2 separate regions of the Homo sapiens genome follow, and region 1 is linked to region 2. A link is a loop called in an ENCODE intact Hi-C map of the cell type or tissue named here. Cell type or tissue: psoas muscle. All regions are shown on one strand. Each heading gives the region's core, and the rest is flanking DNA. Links, peaks and the distances in the headings are about the cores only. Region 1 overlaps NUP155 (nucleoporin 155). Region 2 overlaps NIPBL (NIPBL cohesin loading factor).

Evidence for each region. A loop is a pair of places that touch in the nucleus more often than their neighbours do. Peaks named below come from ENCODE experiments on the same cell type or tissue, not always from the same donor. Only the 100,000 strongest peaks of a DNase experiment are listed, where the experiment ranks them.
Region 1: a loop joins it to region 2, with 2.2 times the contacts of the local background. A loop is called at or near these places in 12 of 110 quality-filtered maps.

Annotation. Positions count from the first base shown.
Region 1 is chr5:37,310,590-37,321,505 of GRCh38, reverse strand. It overlaps NUP155 (nucleoporin 155), which reads left to right. Exons shown (of 35, transcript NM_153485.3): 21 at 3,421-3,518; 22 at 7,178-7,308; 23 at 10,763-10,916. Among named protein-coding and RNA genes, the nearest start is that of NUP155, 55 kb to the left of the region's middle. In psoas muscle, for the core only: no CTCF peak of the experiment used is centred there; no DNase peak of the experiment used is centred there.
Region 2 is chr5:37,020,987-37,031,651 of GRCh38, reverse strand. NIPBL (NIPBL cohesin loading factor) reads right to left here. Exons shown (of 47, transcript NM_133433.4): 28 at 9,503-9,601; 29 at 9,262-9,408; 30 at 6,933-7,067; 31 at 5,325-5,423; 32 at 4,240-4,293. Among named protein-coding and RNA genes, the nearest start is that of NIPBL, 150 kb to the right of the region's middle. In psoas muscle, for the core only: no CTCF peak of the experiment used is centred there; no DNase peak of the experiment used is centred there.

The DNA.
Region 1 (10,916 bases), core at 1,855-9,854, 290 kb before region 2:
ACTTCGTGCTCCGCCCGCCTCAGCCTCCCAAAGTGCTGGGATTACAGGGGTGAGCCACCGCGCCTGGCCTGTCTTTATCTTTTAAGCAGGAGAATTTACCTCCTTCCCATTTTATTGGAATTAGTTAAATGTGGTTTATTGTTTTGGTTTGGTTTTTTTGGAGACAGAGTCTTGCTTTGTCGCCCAGGCTGCAATGCAGTGGTGCAATCTCAGCTCACTGCAACCTCCAACTCCCTGGCTCAAGCGATTCTCCTGCCTCACCCTTCCAAGTAGCTGAGACTACAGCCCCACACCACCATGCCTGGCTAATTTTTCTATTTGTAGCAGAGACAGGGTTTTGCCATGTTGGCAAGGCTGATCTTGAACTCTTGACCTCAGATAATCCACCTTCAGCCTCCCAAAGTTCTGGGATTACAGGAGTGAGCCACTGCATCTGGTCTAGTTAAATGTTTGATTTTTTTCTCCCCATCCTGAATTTGTGCTTTTTGTTTATTTTCTTCCCTTTCCCATTTCCTTATTGTATTGGATTGATCAGGCCTCTCTCTACCTTAAACACCAATTAAGAAGTTCTACATATGATTTTTCTTCCTCTGTTAGTCTTAAATTCTGACAGACATGCATCTCAGTCAGCATTAATAATTTAACAAACTCTATTACATTTTGTTTCCTTGCCTTCTACTGCCATCCCTCTCCCTCCAAATTATCTGGAATTTTACTTGTCAGATGTTTTTAGTTTGTTTGGTTTTTTTTCTAACATTATGGTCTTTTGTTAATTGAATTTTACCATTACATCTGCAATTATATGTAAATTTTCTAATCTACTTCTAATTTCTCTTAATTACTCATTTATCTTTACAGTTTTTAGCAGGATGTTTTTTTCATTGATGTTTCTTGAATTGTCACAGAAGCAGTTCTGTCATCTGCAAACAGAGATAGTTTCATCTTTTCCATCTTTTCTTGTCTAGCTCTACTTGCTTTCTCCTCTCTGCACAAGGTAATCTCTCTCTCTCTCTTTTTCTTTTTAATTGAGACAGAGTTTCACTCTTATTACCTAGGCTGGAGTGCGATGGCATGATCCTCGGCTCACCGCAACCTCCGCCTCCCGGGTTCAAGCGATGCTCCTGCCTCAGCCTCCTGAGTAGCTGGGATTACAGGCATGAGCCACCACGCCCAGCTAATTTTGTATTTTTAGTAGAGACGGGGTTTCTCCTTGTTGGTCAGGCTGGTCTCAATCTCCCAACCTCAGGTTATCCACCCGCCTCAGCCTCCCAAAGTGCTGGGATTACAGGCATGAGCCGCTGCGCCCTGCCACTTATCTCTGTCTGTCTTTTCTCTTTTTTTTTCTTTTTTAGGCAATCTTGCTCTGTCATTGAGGCTGGAGTGCAGTGATGTGATCATTATTCCCTGCAATCTCAGACTCAGCCGCCTGAGTAGCTGGGGCTACAGGCATGTGCTGCCACACCTGGCTGATTTTTTCTTATTTTTCTCAGAGATAGGGTCTCACTGTGTTGCCCAGGCTGGTCTAAAACTCTTGGCCTCAAGTTATGCTCCCTCCTTAGCTTCCCAAAGTGCTGGGATTACAGGCATGACCCACTGCATCCACCCTTACTTGAGGTGTTTTTTGGTTTTCTTTTTTGAGACTGGTCTCACTCTGTTGCCCAGGCCGGAGTGCAGTGGCATGATCACGGCTCACCGCAACTTTGACCTCCCAGCTTCAAGTGATCCTCCCACCTCAGCCTCCTGAGTAGTTGGGACTACAGGCACATGCTACCATGCTCAGCTAATTTTTTTATTTCACATTTTGTAGAGACAAGTTCTCACTGTTTTGCCCACGTTGATCTTGCACTCCTGGGCTTAGGTGATCCTCCTGTCTTGGCCTCAAAAAATGCTGGGATTTTAGGCATGAGCCATCCGCACTCAGCCCTTATTGAATATGTTTAACATATTCATATATTTAACATATTGAATATGCTTACCATATTCAATAAGTGAGTTTGTCAAATGTATTTACTGCATTTTACAGAGATGATCATATCATTTTCCCCCTTACCTTTAACAATAGAGTTAATACATGTCCTAATTTCGACCAACCCTTGGATTCCTATAACATTAGTTTCATTGACTATGGAAATTTTTTAAACAGATTTTTGAGATCTACTTTACATACCACTAAATTTACTCATTTTGAATGTTCAGTTCAGTGACTTTTAGTAAATTCATAGAATTGTGCAACCATCACCACAGTCCAGTTTTAGCACACTTCCATTATCTAGGAGACATACCTCATGTCCATTAGCAGTCACTTTCCATTCCCACTTCTTAGCCCCAGACACTTACTGATCTGCTCTATCTCTGTAGATGTGCCTATTCTTGACATGTCATATAAACAGAATCATACTGTGTGGTCTTTGAGTCTGGCTTCTTTCACTTAGTGTGTTTTGGGGGCTCATGTTTGAGATTTATGTGGTAGGATGTATTCATGCTTTGTTCGTTTTTATTGCCCAATGAATGTGGGATTTTAAGATCATAGACCATTTCTCAGATCTTCGTATACATTTTGCACCATTTTCTTCCCAAAGTTTAATGTTGTAGATGAAAAAGTACATTATCTGTATGATTCTCCTTCCTTTGTAAGTGACTTAGTGTTTACTTTGAAATTTTTTTGTGTTTTTTTCTTTTTGTTACCGAAATTCAAAAGTCACATGATGTCTTTAGGTATATCTTCTTTACAGCTCTCAGTGAGCCTTAAGAATGAACGTCTTGGCTTTGATCAGTTTTCTTCTCTCGTTTTTTATGTATTGTGATACACATTGAATATCCCTTATCCGAACTGTTTGGAACCAGAAGTGTTTTGGCTTTCACGTTTTTTTTGATTTTTAAATATTTGCATTATACTTAGGTTGAGCACCCCATTCCGAAAATTTGAAATCGAAATTGCTCCAGTGCGCATTTCCTTTGAGCATCATGCTGATGTGCAAAACGTTTCAGATTTGGGGACATTTCAGATGTTAGTTTTTTTTTTTATTAGGGATACTCAATCTATGTTTCTTCTGTCCCATTCTCTTTGGAGAATCATATTAACTCTTTTGTATCTAGCTTGTTTCTTCTCTTCCGTAATTTCCTTCCTTCCTTTCTCTCCTTTACCCCCTCTTTTTACTTGATCTTTTTTTTTCTACAGGTTAGGAAAATTTATAGCTGATGTTCTCAGTCATTTAATTGATTTAATCTCAGTCATTTTAAGTAGCATCTGTTTAGTCTGTGTCATAAATTTTTTCTGGCCATCAGCCCTTCTGGTGTTGGTTGCCCAACCTTCTGAATTATTTAAAAAAAGTAAACATATTAAATGTTTGAATTGTACTGTATGTGTTATATCTCAATAAAGCTGTTATAAACACACACATTCTGCAATTTCTGTTTCAGTACTACTGCTAAAGTGCAGCAGAGGCTGATAGGATTCATGCGTCCTGAAAACGGAAATCCCCAGCAAATGCAACAGGAACTGCAGAGGAAGTTTCATGGTAAATTATTGCTTCTCATCAGTTAAGCGTACATGACCTCAGTAAAATTTTATTACTTGAATAGAAAACAATGGACTTTCTTAGTAAGATGTACTTTGTACACAAATATTTGTAATTAAAATATCAGTGTAATTGGGTCCGGGGTGGTGGCTCACACCTGTAATACCAGCACTTTGGAAGGCTGAGTTGGGAGGATCACCTCTTCCTGGGAGGCAGAGGTTGCAGTGAGCTGAGATCATGCCACTGCACTCCAGCCTGGGTGACAGAGTGAGAACCTGCCTCAAAAAAAAAAAAAAAAAGTGTGATTGGGAAAGTAGGATAATATGGATATTAATATGGATATTGTATATTTCCCTATCTCTTTTAGCATATACATTTTTGTTCCTTCCTCCACCAGAAAACATGATACACACCTATTTCATTATGTTTTTTTTATTGTGGTGAAATATATATATACCATAAAATTTACCATTTTTACTTTTTATTTGTTTATGTTTCTGAGACAGAGTTTCACTCTTGTTTCCCAGGCTGGAGTGCAATGGCGTGATCTTGGCTCACTGCAACCTCTGCCTCCTGGGTTCAAGAAATTCTTCTGCCTCAGCCTCCCGAGTAGCTGGGATTAGAGGCATGTGCCACCACGCCCGGCTAATTTTGTATTTTCAGAAGAGACGGGGTTCTTTATGTTGGTCAGGCTGGTCTCGAACTTCCAACCTCAGGTGATCCCGTCCGCCTCGGCCTCCCAAAGTGCTGGGATTACAGATGTGAGCCACCGTGCCCAGCCCCATTTTTACTTTATTTTATTTATTTATTTATTTTTTTGAGACAGAGTCTCACTCTGTCGCCCAGGCTGGAGTGCAGTGGCATGATCTCGGCTCACTGCAAGCTCCACCTCCCGGGTTCACTCCATTCTCCTGCCTCAGCCTTCTGAGTAGCTGGGACTACAGGCGCCCGCCACCACACCTGGCTAATTTTTTTTTTTTGTATTTTTAGTAGAGACAGGGTTTCACCGTGTTTAAGCAGGATGATCTCAATCTCCTGACCTCATGATCCGCCCACCTCAGCCTCCCAAAGTGCTGGGATTACAGGCAAGAGCCACTGCGCCTGGCCCGTTTTTACTGTTTTTAAGTGTACAGTTCAGTGGCATTCAGTATATTCATTTTATGTACCCATTACCAGCATCTATCTCCAGAACTTTTGTCATCTTCCCCAAAAATGTCACTCTGGGCTGGGCGCAGTGGCTCTCACCTGTAATCCCAGCACTTTGGGAGGCCATGGCAGGTGGATCACCTGAGGTCAGGAGTTCAAGACCAGCCTGGCCAACATGTTGAAACCCCATCTCTACCAAAAATACAAAAATTAGCCAGGCGTGGTGGCGGGCACCTGTAATCCCAGCTGCTCGGGAGGCCGAGGCAAGAGAATCACTTGAACCCAGCAGGCGGAGGTTGCAGTGAGCCGAATTTGTGCCATTGCACCCTAGCCTGGGCAACAAGAGCAAGACTCTGTCTTAAAAAAAATAAACACCAAAAGTCACTCTGTACCCATGAAATAATAACCCCCCATTTTTTTCCCCTATCCTAGGTCCCTGGCAACCACCATTCTACTTTCTGTCTCTTGAATTTTACAACTCTGGGTACCCTATTAGGATGAAATCAAATTTTACATTTTGTGGCAGGCTTATGTCACTTAGCATACTGTCCTCGAGGTTCATCCATGTTGTAACGTGTCAGAATTTCCTTCCTTTTTAAGACTGAGTAATTTCTATTGTGTATATGTGCATATGTGCACATATACCACATTTCCTTTATCCATTCATCTGTTGATGGACACTGAGTTACTTCCGTTTTTTGGCTATCGTGAATAATGCTGCTATTAACATGGGTGAACAAATACAAATTAAAGCCTCTGCTTTCAGTTCTTTTGGGTATATACCCAGAAGTGGAATTGCTATATCATATGGTAATTCTATTACTAATTTTTTTGATGAACTGCCATACTGTTTCATAGCAGCTACTGCATTTTATGTTTATGTTTATCTTTATTTCTTTTTGAGACGGAGTTTCACTCTTGTCTCCCAGGCTGGAGTGCAATGGTGCGATCTCAGCTCACTGCAGCCTCCACCTCCCAGGTTCAAGCAATTCTGCCTCAGCCTCCCGAGTAGCTGTGGTTACAGGCATGTGTCACCACACCCAGCTAATTTTTTTATTTTTAGTATAGTTGGGGTTTCACCATGTTGGCCAGGCTGGTCTTGAACTCCTGACCTCAGGTGATCCACCCACTTCGGCCTCCCAAAGTGGTAGGATTACAGGCGTGAGCCACTGCGCCTGGCCAGCCACAGCATTTTATACTTCTAGTAGCAATGCACAAGGGTTCCAATTTCTTCACATCTTTGCCAACATTTGTCATTTTTCTGTCCTTTTATATATAGCCATCCTAATGAACATGGAATGGCATCTCATTGGGATTTTGATTTGCATTTCCCTAATGATTAGTAATATGCCTTTTTATAGAGCTAAAAATATGAATCAAATATTTCATTGTGCTTTTTATCAATTATAAGTAGTAACAAGTAAGGAAAGAGCAAGGCAACTGAAAAGTTCTCATAATCTTCAGTTATTCCAGATACAAGTTAGAACAATAATAAGTTATTGCATGAACTTTTTGTGCCATTTAATTTTTTCTAAGTTCTTTTGCCTTCCATTGTTAGGGTTAGAGTTACTTTTTCTGGCCGTGATAGAACTTTCTGGTTTGTTTGTTTTGAGATGGAGTCTCGCTTTTTCGCCGAGGCTGGAGTGCATTGGCACAATCTTGGCTTACTGCAACCTCTACCTCCCAGGTCCAAGCGATTCTCCTGCCTCAGCCTCTCAAGTAGCTGGGATCACAGGCGTGTGCCACCACACCCATCTAGTTTTTGTGTTTTCAGTAGAGATGAGGTTTTGCCACTTTGGCCAGGCCGGTCTTGAACTCATGACCTCAGGTGATCCGCCCAACTCGGCCTCCCAAAGTGCTGGGATTACTTGCGTGAGCCACCACGCCTGGCCAGTAGAACTTTCTCAGTTAACACTCAACCATTTACTTTTGTCCCAAGTTACTTTCTTCCCTACTGAGGACCCTAGGTTTCTATTCATCATTTTGTAAATTCTTTTTTACTATCTTTTAAATTTTTTGTCTCTCTTTTATTTTTTTGGAGATGGAGTCTTGCTCTGTCGCCCAGGCTCCGCCTCCTGGGTTCACGCCATTCTCCTGCCTCAGCCTCCCAAGTAGCTGGGACTACAGGCACCCGCCATCCCCCCCACCAGCTAATTTTTTATGTTTTTAGTAGAGACCGAGTTTTACCGTGTTAGCCAGGACGGTCTCGATCTCCTGACCTCATGATCCACCTGCCTCGGCCTCCCAAAGTGCTGGGATTACAGGCGTGAGCCACCGCGCCCAGCCACACAGCAATATTTTCATGGTTTATGTGTACCTACACAAACACAGAAGCATATATATATACACACACGGAGAAGATAATAACATAAATACTACTGATTATCATGGTTGCCTGTAATGGGGGCTAGGAAGAAAACAACAGGGATTTCAACCTTAACTACAGTTTTTATTTGAAATAAAGCAACTTAACCTATGTTATTTTATAATAATTTATTTTGTTTTCTCATTAGAGGCTCAACTAAGTGAAAAGATTTCACTTCAGGCAATTCAGCAGTTGGTTCGAAAATCATATCAGGCTCTGGCTTTATGGAAACTTCTTTGTGAACATCAATTCACTATCATTGTGGCAGAACTTCAGAAGGTAATTTTTTTTATTTTTTTATGATTATACCATTAATACTATGTTTGGATTTTTTGGATGAGTATTTTGGCTTTGGAGGGGATTATTTTGGGAAGCATTTAAGTTATGATGAAGTTAGTATGTTATGGGAAGATGGCACAAAAAAAGCGTACCAACTTGGGGGACCTATTTTTTCAAAGCCGCAAGTTTTTACTTGTGGGTATGTGAATGAAGTCATACTTTACAAAACATATTTTTTAAAACAGTGGACTTTACCCTTTATTTGAGCTACAGGTTCTTCTGAGAATCTGATAAAAGCTATCTCTCACTACCCTTAAAGAAATGCATATCGACATGGACACACAGACTTTTGCTTATAATTTCAAAGGGCCCAACAACCTAAATTAAATACTCTTGACTGGGCACCATGCCTCACGCCTGTGATCCCAACACTTTGGTAGGCTGAGGCAGGAGGATCACTTGAGCCTAGGAATTCAAGACTATCCTGGGCAAGATGTCAGGACCCATCTCTACTAAAAATAAAAAATAAATTAGTCAAGTGTGGTGGCACATGCCTGTAGTCCCAGCTACTTGGGAGGCTGAAGTGGGAGGAGCACTTGAGCCTGGGAGGTTGAGGCGCCACTTAGCCATGATGGTGCCACTGCACCCCAGCCTGGGTGACAGAGTGAGACCCTGTCTCTCTCTGTCTCTCTCACACACACACACACACACACACACACACACATATACACCACTCCTACTTCATTTTATGTTTTCTTTTTTTTTTTTTTAAGAGATGGAGTCTCACTCTGTCGCCCAGGCTGCAGTTGTGCAATCTCGGCTCGCTGCAACCTCCACCTCCCGGGTTCTAGCAATTCTCCTGCCTCAGCCTCCTGAGTAGCTGGGATTACAGGTGCATGCCACCACGCCCAGCTAATTTTTTGTATTTTAGTAGAGACGGGGTTTCACCGTGTTGCCCAGGGTGATCTCGAACTCCTGAGCTCAGGTAATCCACCCGCCTCAGCCACCCAAAATGCTAGGATTACAGACGTGACCCACCATGCCCGGCAACTGCTCCTACTTTAAAGGAAGATATTTATCACTGTAGGAAATAAATGGTTCATATTTCTTTTGATGTTCACATTTGAATCCTTTCTAAGGATAAGGATAATCAACATTAATCTAAATGTTAGATAGAATATATAGAGGAAATTTATTCCTACCTTTTATTTAATTGTGAGCATTTCTAAACGTATACAAAAGTAGAGCAAAAACTGTAACTCCCATATACATTTGACTCATTCAGCATTTTCAAGATACTGTGTTTCTAAAAAAAATAGACAGTTCCTTGAACAACAACAATGTCATGATCAGTTACCAGTTTTTCTTGAGACAGTGTCTCGCTCTGTCACCCAGGCTGGAGTGCAGTGGCATGATCACGGCTCACTGCACCCTTGACCTCTCTGGACTCCAGTGATTCTCCTACTTTAGCCTCCCGAGTAGCTGGTACTATAGGCACGCACCACTACGCCTAGCTAATTTTTGTATTTTTTTGTGGAGATGGGGTTTCACCGTATCTCCTAGGCTGGATAGTTACCAATATTAACTGTCAATATTTGATAGCAAAATCTGTCTTAAAAATGTCTTTTTACAGATTGGTTCATTCAAATCAGGATCTAAACAGTTTAAGGGGTTTGCTCATGGAATTTGTTTTTCTCTTTCATCTGTTTCAGTCTAAAGCAGTCTTTCCTTCTTTTTCTTTTCCTTGCTGTTGCCTTGTAGAAATCCAGTCATCCATCCAGTAGAATGTCCAGCATTCTAAGGACATTCTAAGGCTTTTTTTTTTTTAATCCTCTTTGTAGCGAGCTTCTTCCTCTATCTCCTGCATTTTCTATAAAATGAAAGTTTATTATATAGGCTTGATTCAGTTCAGGTCCTTTTTTGAGGAAGAATAGAATACTTCATAGGTAGTGGTTTATTCATCAGACTGTTAGAAGATACAAAAGGTTTCGTTGTCCTTCTTTTAGTTATACTAAGATAAATTGCTGGATTCAAGTAGTAAGCCTAATACTGCCATTGTGGAATTCTCCATCAGATTTTAATCATCCATTGATAATCATTGCTGGAATTTATTATTTCATTTAGGATTACAAAAGGGTAATATTTATTTATTTGTTTGTTTGTTTTTTATTTTTTTTGAGACAGTGTCTCATTCTGTCACCCAGGCTGGAGTGCTGTGGAGCAATCTGAGATCACTGTAACCTCCACCTCCCGGGTACAAGCAGTTCTCCTGCCTCAGCTTCCCGAGTAGCTGGGACTACAGGCATGTGCCACAACGCCTGGCTGATTTTTGTAGTTTTAGTAAGAGACCGGGTTTCGCCATGTTGGCCAGGCTGGTGTTGAACTCCTGACGTCAGGTGATCTACCTGCCTTGGCCTCCCAAAGTGCTGGGATTACAGGCATGAGCCACCATGCCCGGCCAAAAGGATAATATTTTAAATCTGTGATTCCTTCCCCAGTTACTAGCTGCAATTCTGTAAAAAAAAAAAAAAAAATTCTTTTTCCTTGTCCTGTATGGATATTTCATTACTCTGAAACACTTACTTTTTGACTCTCGTATACCATTTTTCAACGTTGGAAGGCAGTCTCCTCATTCTTTCCACTAGTGTCCAATGAATAGTGTGGCTTTTGTTGGTGGTTTTGTTTCTTTTAAATACATACTGTTTTTTATTTTTAAAAATTCAAGCTAATATATTTAATTATGAAACTTATCTTTTTCATACCAAGTAGAATAATAATTTTGAGTTTTATAGAGTGATAAATATATTGTAGGTAGGTTTTTATCCTGGGTATGTTTTTGTGATCCATCTTCAAAGCTCTCTTCCTTACATCACCAATGGCATGCTCAATGAATGCAAATTAAAGATTTGTTCAAGAATTTTAACACAGTTTGGGTATTTCCTTGAATTTAGAAAAAAGAGATAGCAGTCACATCACTAACAGAATCTTTTACTATAGTATAAATCAATACTTTAGAGCTTCATTTGGACAAGCAGATTTGTTCACAATACAGATTAAACTCCAATATTATTATAAGGCCTAGAATAATGGAATTCTAACAGTGTTTAGGAAGGAGTAATATGTAAGCCCAAGATTTTCAAATATAGCCAAGTGATTGTTTTTTCCATTTTATAACCAAAGCCAGGAGATCTGACTCTAGTTTTGGCTCTACTTAAGCTTTACTTTTCTCATTTGGAAAGTGAGAGTTTTGGACTAGATCTACTGTAGGTTCTTTTCCAACTCTCTATGATTTTATGTAAGTTCGCAAAAATTTGTTTCTACTAATTAGTATATTTTCGCTTTTCAATTATAGAGTCTATTAATATTTAGGTTATTTTAATTTATTAAAATAATTTCATTATGTTTAGAAATATGGTATTTCTATAATTGTGATAGAAAAGTTTTATGCTCCTAGGAACTTCAAGAGCAGCTGAAGATCACCACCTTTAAAGATCTTGTAATCAGGGACAAAGAACTCACAGGGGCATTAATTGCTTCTCTTATCAACTGCTACATCAGAGATAATGCCGCTGTTGATGGCATTAGTTTACATTTACAGGATATCTGCC
Region 2 (10,665 bases), core at 2,580-10,579:
GGACAGGAAGAGATGAAACAGGTTACTCTTAACTGTTTTTCATTGCCTGTATTTTCCTTACAAACTAGAAAATGGTCAGTCTTAGATCTTAAGTAATTAAAATGAATGGCACTGTAAAATCTATTTAATTTTTGTGTACCCATCACATGGCTATCAATGTGTTTTTTGAAGAAGACTGTCATAAAGGGCTACTCAATTTATGGTAGTGGTTTAAACTAACTGGAGTACATTTTAGAAATAAAAAAAATGTGAGGACCTTCAGGACAGAAGTTAATCTTCCACATCCTACTGAAAAATGCCAAAAAACTATGAATTGTTAAAGGTTATAAAGGAATGATAGCACCATACATTTAAAAATGACATACTGGCCAGGCACGGTGGCTTGCGCCTATAATCCCAGCACTTTGGGAGGCCAAGGTGGGCAGATCACCTGAGGTCTGGAGTTCAAGACCAGCCTGGCCAACATGGTGAAACCCCGTCTCTACTAAAGATATAAAAAAATTAGCCAGGCGTGGTGGTGGGTGCCTGTAATTCCAGCTACTCGGGAGGCTGAGGCAAGAGAATCACTTGAACCCAGGAGGCGGAGGTTGCAGTGAGCGGAGATCGTGCCACTGCACTCCACCCTGGGCGACAAGAGTGAAACTCCGCCTCAAAAACAAAAACAAAAGATATACTAAAAGCTTGAGTAATATAGTGACATCCTGTCTCAAAAAAAAAAAAAAAAAAAAAAAAGGCTAAACATGGTGGTGCATGCCTGTGGTTCCAGCTACTTGGGAGGCTGAGGAAAGAGGACTGCTTGAGCCAGGGAGGTTGAGGCCACAGTGGGCCATGATGGTGCCACTGCACTCCAGCCTGCATGACACAGCGAGACCCTGTCTCCAAAAAAAAAAAGATATACTAACATAATTATTTAGACAATGAACAGAGTTTAGTACATGTGGGAATTTGAAGCTATTTTAGTAGTACTTCAAGTTTCCCTAAAAAAAAATTCAATAAATGGGGAGAGTCAATGATCTACAAAAAACAAACAACAACAACAAACCCCAAAAACCCAATCCAAAAATAAAAATTAGAAATATCTGAAATTGGACTGAATGCAATGCATGCATATGTGCTCATGTAAAAACAGTAAGCATGTTAATTATTCTGGACTCAAGAATTTGTAATAACTCCAGCAGTCCATTCTTTATATCCTTCCTAGCTTTTCTTAACATTTATGCATATATGTTATAATTGCTCAGAGTAGTTATGTCTCTGTCATATATATATATATGAGTTTGCTTTCTTTCACTAAACCAAACTCTGCTAGTATAAGGAAATATATCACAAAGTCACAATATCATTGGTAAACTAAGTTGCTGGCAGAAACTAAAGTAGGAAAGCATAGAATAGAGAGCATGAATAGGATGGATAAACTAACTTACTAACTAAATAAATGGGACTAGAGAATAAAGATACAAAGAATGTACAAGTAAAACTATCATTGTTAAGAGAGTATAAATCTGGTCATGTCCCTTCTGCTTCTAATTTGCTAATACAAGATGACATTATTGTAGATTCTTTTTAGTAATCCTAAATAGTGACATTTCTGATAATTACATTGAATTCTTACTTGATCATTTATAATAACTATCAAATGAAATATATGATTTAGAGCCTTTTAGAAATCATGATGTACCTTTTGGGATGGCTGACATAAACTTAACTAAGGTGGTCATAAGGTTCTATGATATAGAGCTAACTATTTGATTTAGGAAAGAAATGATGCCAAATATATCATGTAAAAATATGAAATGAAAGATGATTTAAGAAGACAGTCTAAGATTACACATTGAAAACACCATGAAGGTTTTTTAAAAAAGACATCTTAAGAAAGTAATGTACTACTTTTACCACCACACCAAAATGGCTAAAGTTTTAAAAAAAGTGACAATAATGAGAACTGGTGAGGATGTGGAGCAACCGGAACTTTCATACACTGATGGTGGAAATGAAAAATGGTTTAGCAATTTTGGAAAAACATTTTGGCAGTTTCTCACTCACCATATGACCCTGTAATCACATTCCTGGGAGTTTACCCAAGATAAATGAAAACATACATCTACACAAAACCTTACACACCAATATTCACAGAAGCATTATTCATAACACCCCAAACTGGAAAGAACCCCAAAGTCCACAAAATGGTGAATGATAAAGAAATTATGATATATCCACACTACTGAAACTACTCAGTAATAAAAAGATATATTAATATATTAGCAACAAGAATGAATCAACATTCTAAGTTTAAAAAGTCAAACACAAGATTACATACTGTATGACTCCATTGATAGGAACAATGTACATGAAAAGGTACAACTACAGTGAGAAAAAGTAGATCAATAGTTTTCTAGGGCCAGGAAGAGAGGATCAACTGCAAAAAGGCATTTTAGGGTGAAATCCTGTATGTTCATTGTGTTGGACGTTACATGACTGTATATCATCACTTAAATTCATCAAAGATCAATCACTGAAAATGAGACAACTAGATATGTGCTTCCTGCTGTGATGCAATAATATTCAACACCACCTATGAGGTATTTGTCTCCTAGATTAAAAATTGAACTTTAATCATATTAAGCCTCTAGATTTCACTAAGAGTTTACTTGAAAACTGGTGGATAGAGGAACAACTTAAATGACACCAGAAAAAAAGTGGACTATTAAATCCAGAATGTGGGAGATTCTACAGAAAAACATACAAGTCGCATGAGAAAAGGGAGGTAAGGGGCAAACTAACATAAGAGACTTAAGAGTATATCAACCAAAGCAACTGCAAACCAACTATAAAAATACATTTTTGAGACAGGAAAATATGAACACTGAATAGGTATTAGTTATGGAATAATGCATTATTATTTTGGTATAAATGATAATTTTTTAAAAAAGTCATCTGCTACAGATAGATAGATGCTAAAGTATTTATGAATGAGATAATATAAAGTTTGGCCTTTGTTTTAAAAGTATTACAGGCTGGGCATGGTGGCCCACACCTGTATCTCAGCACTTTGGGAGGCCGAGGTGGGCAGATCACCTGAGGTCAGGAGTTTGAGACCAGCCTGGCCAACATGGCGAAACTTCATCTCTACTAAAAATACAAAAATTAGCTGGGTGTGGTGGCAAGTGCCTGTAACCCCAGCTACTTGGGAGGCTGAGGTAGGAGAAACCCTTGAACCCAGGAGGCGGAGGTTGCAGTGAGCCGGCCAAGATGGCGCCACTGCACTCCAGTTTGGGCAACAGAGTGAGACTCTATCTCAAAAAAAAAAAAAAAAAAAAAGTATTATGGAAAACAAAAGAAGAAAGAAAGAAAAGGAGAAAACCAGATAGGGGAAGGATAGCTATAACAAGACTGGGAAAATGCTGATAATTTTTGAAGCTGGGTGATGGATATTTCTGCCTGTGTGAAATTTTCTAAAATAAAAAATTTAACAATTCATAGGGAGATAAACATTTCTATTTATGAAACTTAAAAAAAACCCACTAGTTGTGGTTTGACTCTGTACTACTAAAGGAAATTCTATGCATAACATACTAAATCATGTAATTATATTTTTAATGCAATATATTGATCCATTTATAAATCTTGTATCTATTAATCACAGAGATTAAAGAAAAAAAATTATCTGGAAAGAAAGTAAGATAGAATTTTAGTTAATGATTCAGAAAACTTACTTGTACAATAGACAACTGAAGGCCAGGCGCAGTGGCTCATGCCTATAATCCCAGCACTTTGGGAGGCCGAGGCACGCAGGTCACCTGAGGTCAGGAGTTTGAGACCAGCCTGGCCAACATAGTAAAACCCCGTCTCTACCAAAAATACAAAAATTAGCCGAGTGTGGTGGTGGACACCTGTAATCCTAGCTACTCTGGAGGCTGAGGCAGGAGAATTGCTTGAACCCAGGAGGCAGAGGTTGAAGTGAACCAAGATTGTGCCACTGCACTCCAGCCTGGGCGACAGAGTGAGAGAGCGAGACTCCACCTCAAAAAAAAAAAAAAAAAAAAAAAAACCACAACCAGGCAACTGAATTAATTATAGAAATTAACAAAATCATCCAGCCTAACATATTGAAATAAATTTTCCCTACCAAAAGAACTAAAAAGGTTCTTTTAAATCATACAGTCCAAAAAAAAAAAAACACCAACAACAAAAAACTAACCTATTAAATTTTAGGTTATCAGGAGTCAAAAGAACACTCACGTTTTGAAGCAGTTGCTCAAACCAGTCATATCCAGTATCTCTGCATGCTGCAACCTAAGGGTGATGAAAAGAATCAAAGTTAGAAGTATATTTATAAATGTGAATAAAATATACTTTTGTTATGCTTTAGCCTGAAACATGTTTCAATTTTCTCAATTCAAAAGTTTATTTTTAAAGTAAACTATTTTTTCAGTAACACAACCATTTACCAACGTTACAGAACTTTATTCTAAAAAATATCTTGGAAAACATTGAAGAAATTAGTTTAATGTATTGAGGTTTAATATGGCACTAAATGTTTAAAGTGGCATAAGTTTAAAATGGCACAATAACTTGAACTACACTCTGTGAGGAAAATCTGTAATATCTTAAACATTAAGAACAAAAATATTTTTCTTATTACGCTTCTAGATGGCACATTTTAAAGACATCAATAGAAATGTAGAAGATGATGTAATTGAATATACAGAATTTTTCTTTCTTTTCTTTTTTTTTTTTTGAGAAGGGATCTTGCTATTATATTGCCCAGGCTGGAGTGTAGTGCCTATTCACAGGCATGATTACAGTATACTGCAGCTTTGAACTCCTGGTTCAAAGATCTCTTGATCCCCCGTCTCAGACTCCTGAGCAGCTGGGATTATAGGCATATGCGCTGTGACTGGCAAAAATTTCTTATATTAAAAACACAAAATGTATAGCTTATGCATAATAAAAAATGTAGCTAATCCATATTCATAATTTCTGAAAAAAGTAGGCATTACTATCTTTGCAGATTATTACCCTTGGGCGATTGTATCTGTTCTTCCATTTCTCCTTTCCCTCCCTGTTTTTAATTGCTGGAGGAATAGGAAAATCTCAGTATCAGTGTTTACATCAATTAATGCCAAGAAGTAGGGCTATATGGAAGCATCAACGACATGTTACTTGCATCCCTTCAGCATCTCCAGAAATATAAAGTAAAGGCAGCAGTACGAAATGTCAAGATTAATGAAATATCTCATTATTGTCTCTTCCTTCATAAGACATGTAGGCCTCAATTAGGTCTGGATCAACAGTGACCACACCCTTGTTCCAGTCCTTCTTACCACATCGGTAATGTTTAAAATTTTCCTTGTCATTGCTTCTTTGTCATTGTGTGGAGTTGGAGTAAACCAGAGTTTCTGGAATGTTTCATTTACTAATTTCTAGAAGGAAGAGAAATTTCAAATTAACTAATTATAACAAATACGGCAATTTCACAATTCCAAATTCTCATTAGGCCCAACACAAAGCTATAAATAACTAATCAAAACACAAACTGCCAGGAATTTCTGGTATTAATTTCCTCAGTTTTTTCTAAAACTACTAATTTCTCAAAACTATAAAAATTTTCAATTTGGTAAAGATTTTAAACAATACGAATGGGTGATACTATCCCTAGCCTAGAACTTCTTCATACTATACACTCAAATGTTTATGATCAAACTAAAAAATATATTTACTGCTTTTGGAGAAGAAGTTGTTACAGTGTTTGCTAAACTTAAAAAAAAGGGACAATTATACATATTATTATATATAAATGTAAATTTACTAATGAATTTAGGACTAAACTTAAAATTTTTTTTTTATGGATACATAATAGCTGTACACATTTATGAAGTATAGTTGAACTTTTGATACAAGCATACAATGTATAATGATCAAATCAGGGTAACTGGGGTATCCATCGCCTCAAGCACTTACCATTTCTTTGTGTTAGGAACATCCTATTTCCATTCTTCTAGTTATTTTTAAATGTACAATAAGTTATTGTTAACTATAGTCACCCTATTGTGCTACTGAACACTAAATTTTATTCCTTCTGGGTGTATTTTTGATAACTGTGAACCAACCCCTCTTTATTCAACCCCTCACAACCCTTCCCTCCCTCTGCTAACCATCTTTCTATTCTCTATCTCTATGAGATAAATTTTTTTTAAGCTTCCACGCATGAGTGAAAATATGTGCTATTTTCTGTGTCTGGCTTATTTCACTTAACATAATGAAACAAAGTATTTATTTAATAATTTAGAAAACTAAAATCATTTGAAAATTAAAATAATCCCATGAGAAACCTTTGAATATAATGCAATCTCTTATAATAACAATCAATAAATCAATCAACACACACATGCACATTTTTTGAGATGGAGTCTCACCCTTGCCCAGGCAGGAGTGCAGTGGCAAGATTACAGCTCACTGCAGCCTTGAATTCCTGGGCTCAAGTAATCTTCCTGTGTCAATCTCTAGAGTAGCTGGAACTATAGGCATGCTCTACTATGTTTGGTGAAATTTTTAAAAATTATTTTCATCATTTTATTTTTTATAGAAATAGGATTCTTACTATGTTGCCCAGGCTGATCTCCAACTCCTGGCCTCAAGCCATTCTCCTGCCTTGGCCTCCCAAAGTGCTGGGATTATAGGCATGAGCTACTATGGCCAGTCTTAAATAAATATTACCACTGAGGAATTGGTTGGTTAAAATCAGATTATAATACTTAATATAAAAATCTAGAAACAAAAAAAATTAAAGTATGTATTTTTCTTAAGTTTATAAACTATAAACGATTCATTGTAAAGTGTTTGGATATATTTAAAATCAACATTTAGGTGCAATAAACATTTAACTTATTTTAAACATTAATGAAAAATAAATTTAAAACAGTCAACACTACCTTAATGCCCTCTTCATCATTGACTCTGCGAATCATTTTTACACACATTTCTGTGATTTTTGGAAATGTTGGTTGTTCAATACAAATGTCTCTGAGAATCTTTATTACTCTTTTCCTGACACTGATACCAGTATCCTAAAAACAGAAAGGTATTTTTAAGAGTCAGAAAAATTGAGATGCCTAGTGTATGAAATTAGAAAATAAGTATCCATACGCAGTATATTCACTATTTGTTAACATGATAAACACACTTGACATATTTGCTTTTTACATGCTTTCTGCTACTATAAATGTGTTATTTTTTTATGTTGTCTTTACTTTTAAAGTATGATATCTAAGACATAGAAACATATTTTATAGTTAAGCCCTGGACACAAGACTAGAAGTATACGCTTGTCAAAATTAAATGAGAAAACAAACATAAGCTTTAGAATAGTGTCTGGCACTTAAACAGCACATGAAGTATCACTTAAAAGTAGACTTCATAAAAATGTTTAACCTGAATCTAATCAAACCTTTGGCACTATCTTATGGTTACTTCTTTTTTTTTTTTGGGATGGAGTTTTGCTCTTCTCGCCCAGGCTGGGGTAACAATGGTGCGATCTCAGCTCACTGCAACCTCTGCCTCCCAGGCTCAAGCGATTCTCCTGTCTCAGCCTCCCGAGTAGCTGGGATTACAGGTGCATACCACCACGCCTGGCTAATTTTTGTATTTTTAGTAGAAACAGTGTTTCACCATGTTGTCAGGCTGGTCTTGAACTCCTGACCTTGGGTGATTCACCCGCCTCAGCCTCCCAAAGTGCTGCAATTACAGGCATGAGGCACTGCGCCTGGCCTATCTTATGGTTTATAAGAGATACAAAACACAAGTTAAATTAAACGAAGTGTGGGAAGATAACAAAACCGATCAGGCCTTTTTAATCCGTCAATGTCATATGGGATGTAAAAAAAAAAAAAAAAAAAAAAAAAGAATAAGAAAATAGTCTTCAATTTTAAGACATGACCCCCAAATGCAATGTATTACCTTTGACTGAATTCTGATTCTTAAAAAAGAAGAATGAAAAAACATTTTTAGGACAATGGAGGATCTAAGAACTAGTATTCAGATGATACTAGAGTGCTAATTTGGGTGAGATAATGGTTTTGTTTATATAGCACAGTATCTTTTTTTGGTGTTACAAACTGAAGTGTTCACAAGAAAAGAAGTAAAAAATGTTTGACTTAAAATAATTTAGCAGAAAGTACAGATGAAGTATGGAGGTAGGTACAAGGGTGTTCACTGTACTATTTTTCTTTAACAAACTTTCATATTAAAGAGTTTTAAAAATAAAAAGCATCATACATGAAGTGTGCAAAATTATTAATCTCCATTATGTGATTTTAGCAATCCCCAAAATATTTTAGGATATTTTACTAGGGTTACAAATATCAGAGTTTATCAGATACGTGGGAATCCTGTTGATTTTACCCTTCAAAAGATGGAAGCCCTAAGAAGGAAAAAAATTTTTCCAGCTTTTCTTTAAATTATTTGTTTCTCAACCAAGATTTATGCCTAGTTGAAGCTAAAAATGACTCTATACTTCTGTCACACAATGTTCTGATATTAGGCCAAGGGTGACAAAATAAACTCTTGTCATTGAGGTAATACTTAATTTTGTGCACTAGTGCATCTATGTTGAGTTCTACAATAAGTCAATATGCCTGCAATGGGTAGTGTGGAGATTCCACAGATATTTCCTAATGCCAATGTTTCCTTTCATTTTTCAGAAAAATGCTTCAGAGCCAGAGAATTCCATGATGTATGTAGAACCTCTTTAGTTTGCTCTTAAACCTCAATGGACTTTTGGGCTTAACTTGTAGGTATCTGAGCTATCATTAATCAGCTTTAAGGAAACAAGAAGATGCACCTAAGGGATCCAAAAATATTGTCAGGTACCAACGTTCTGTACGTGTCTCTCACTGAAATAATTCTTCCTGTTTATATATATACATACATAAATATATACATAAAATCACTCTAGATTCTTGTTCAAAAACATTTAACTACCCCATGTGGTTCCTATCATCTACTCATTGTAAACTGGTATAATTAAAAAGAAACAGCAACTGAAAAAAGGAATCCAATTATTACCAATGATTTGTTTTATGATATTGCAAGGGCTATTCTTGAAAATATGTACTTGTTTAGAAAGTGGCAATAGTTCATAAATTTGACAATATAAATATATAATTGGTACATTTATTTTTCTAACTTAACACTTTAAAACAAAACATGATGCTTGAAAGGCAAAATTATATTCACGAATCATTATAAAAATGACAAACATACCAATATTCTTTCAATCAGCATATCATAATACTGTTCAGCAAGCTGAGGTCGACAAAGGACAAATCGACCTAGTAATTCTACTGCTGCTTCTCGGACACTAGTCGAATTATCCATCAATCGTCCATGAACACCTCGTTGCATATCAAGCTAAAGAAAAATGAAGAGAAAAAAACAATTTATACCTAAATAGAGTGAATATTCCAATTCGAGTAGAAAAGAAAGAATCATTTTTGCTCTTTACCCTTGCTAGAATACTGGGGTCTACAGCAACAACCTCAGACAAACACTTCATGGCTTTTGTTCGAACAGCAATTGCATTTTCACCAAGAACTCGTAGGATCTGCCAAGCAAACATTGACATTTTTGTAAATTTTAGAATACATAAAATTTAATTAAAAATAGCATGAAAACATGCAAAAGAAAACAAATCTATTATTTACCTCTCTTTAATCTGTATATAAATGAGTAAAGGATCTTTCCTAATGATTCAAAGTTTAACTTAAAAATCAGTACAGGTGTTAAGTGTATAGTCCATACTTTGGAGCCTTTCGTTTATCCAATTAAACCTGTTTTTTAATTGTTTTGCTTCATTTGCAGAACCTGTAGCCCCATTAAAACCTTGCTATGTGTAACTTGAATCAAAGATATTTAGTATCATTCAAATCATAATTTGGTAGTTGAATGTTTTGTATTTTATTACTTTATTTTTTGGGATGGAGTCTCGCTCTGTCGCCCAGGCTGGAGTGCAGTGGCGCAATCTCGGCTCCCTGCAACCTCCATCTCCCGGGTTCAAGCGATTCTCCTGCCTCAGCCTCCTGAGTAGCTGGGACTACAGGCACATGCCACCATGGCAGCTAATTTTTTGTATTTTTAGTAGAGATGGGGTTTCACTGTGTTAGCCAGGACGGTCTTGATCTCCTGACCTCGTAATCTGCCCGCCTTGGCTTCCCAAAGTGCTGGGATTTAGTTGGATGTTTTTATAATGTCACTTACTCTACTGATACTGTATGTGTGTGCATTCATACAAATATATATTTGTAAAACAAGAATATGTAAAAGGGATGTAGAACAAGGACTTTCTTTTTTTGTTTGAGATGGAGTTTCCCTCTTGTTGCCCAGGCTGGAGTGCAATGGCACGATCTCGGCTCACTGCAACTTCCACCTCCCAGGTTCAAGCAATTCTCCGGCCTCAGCCTCCCGAGTAGCTGGGATTACAGGCATGTGCCACCACGCCCCGCTAATTTTTGTATTTTTAGTAGAGACGGGGTTTCACCATGTTGGTCAGGTTGGTCTCGAACTCTTGACCTCAGGTGATCCACTTGCCTTGGCTTCCCAAAGTGTTGGGATTACAGGCGTGAGCCACTACACCCGGCCGGAGAACCTAAAAACAAATACTACATCTAT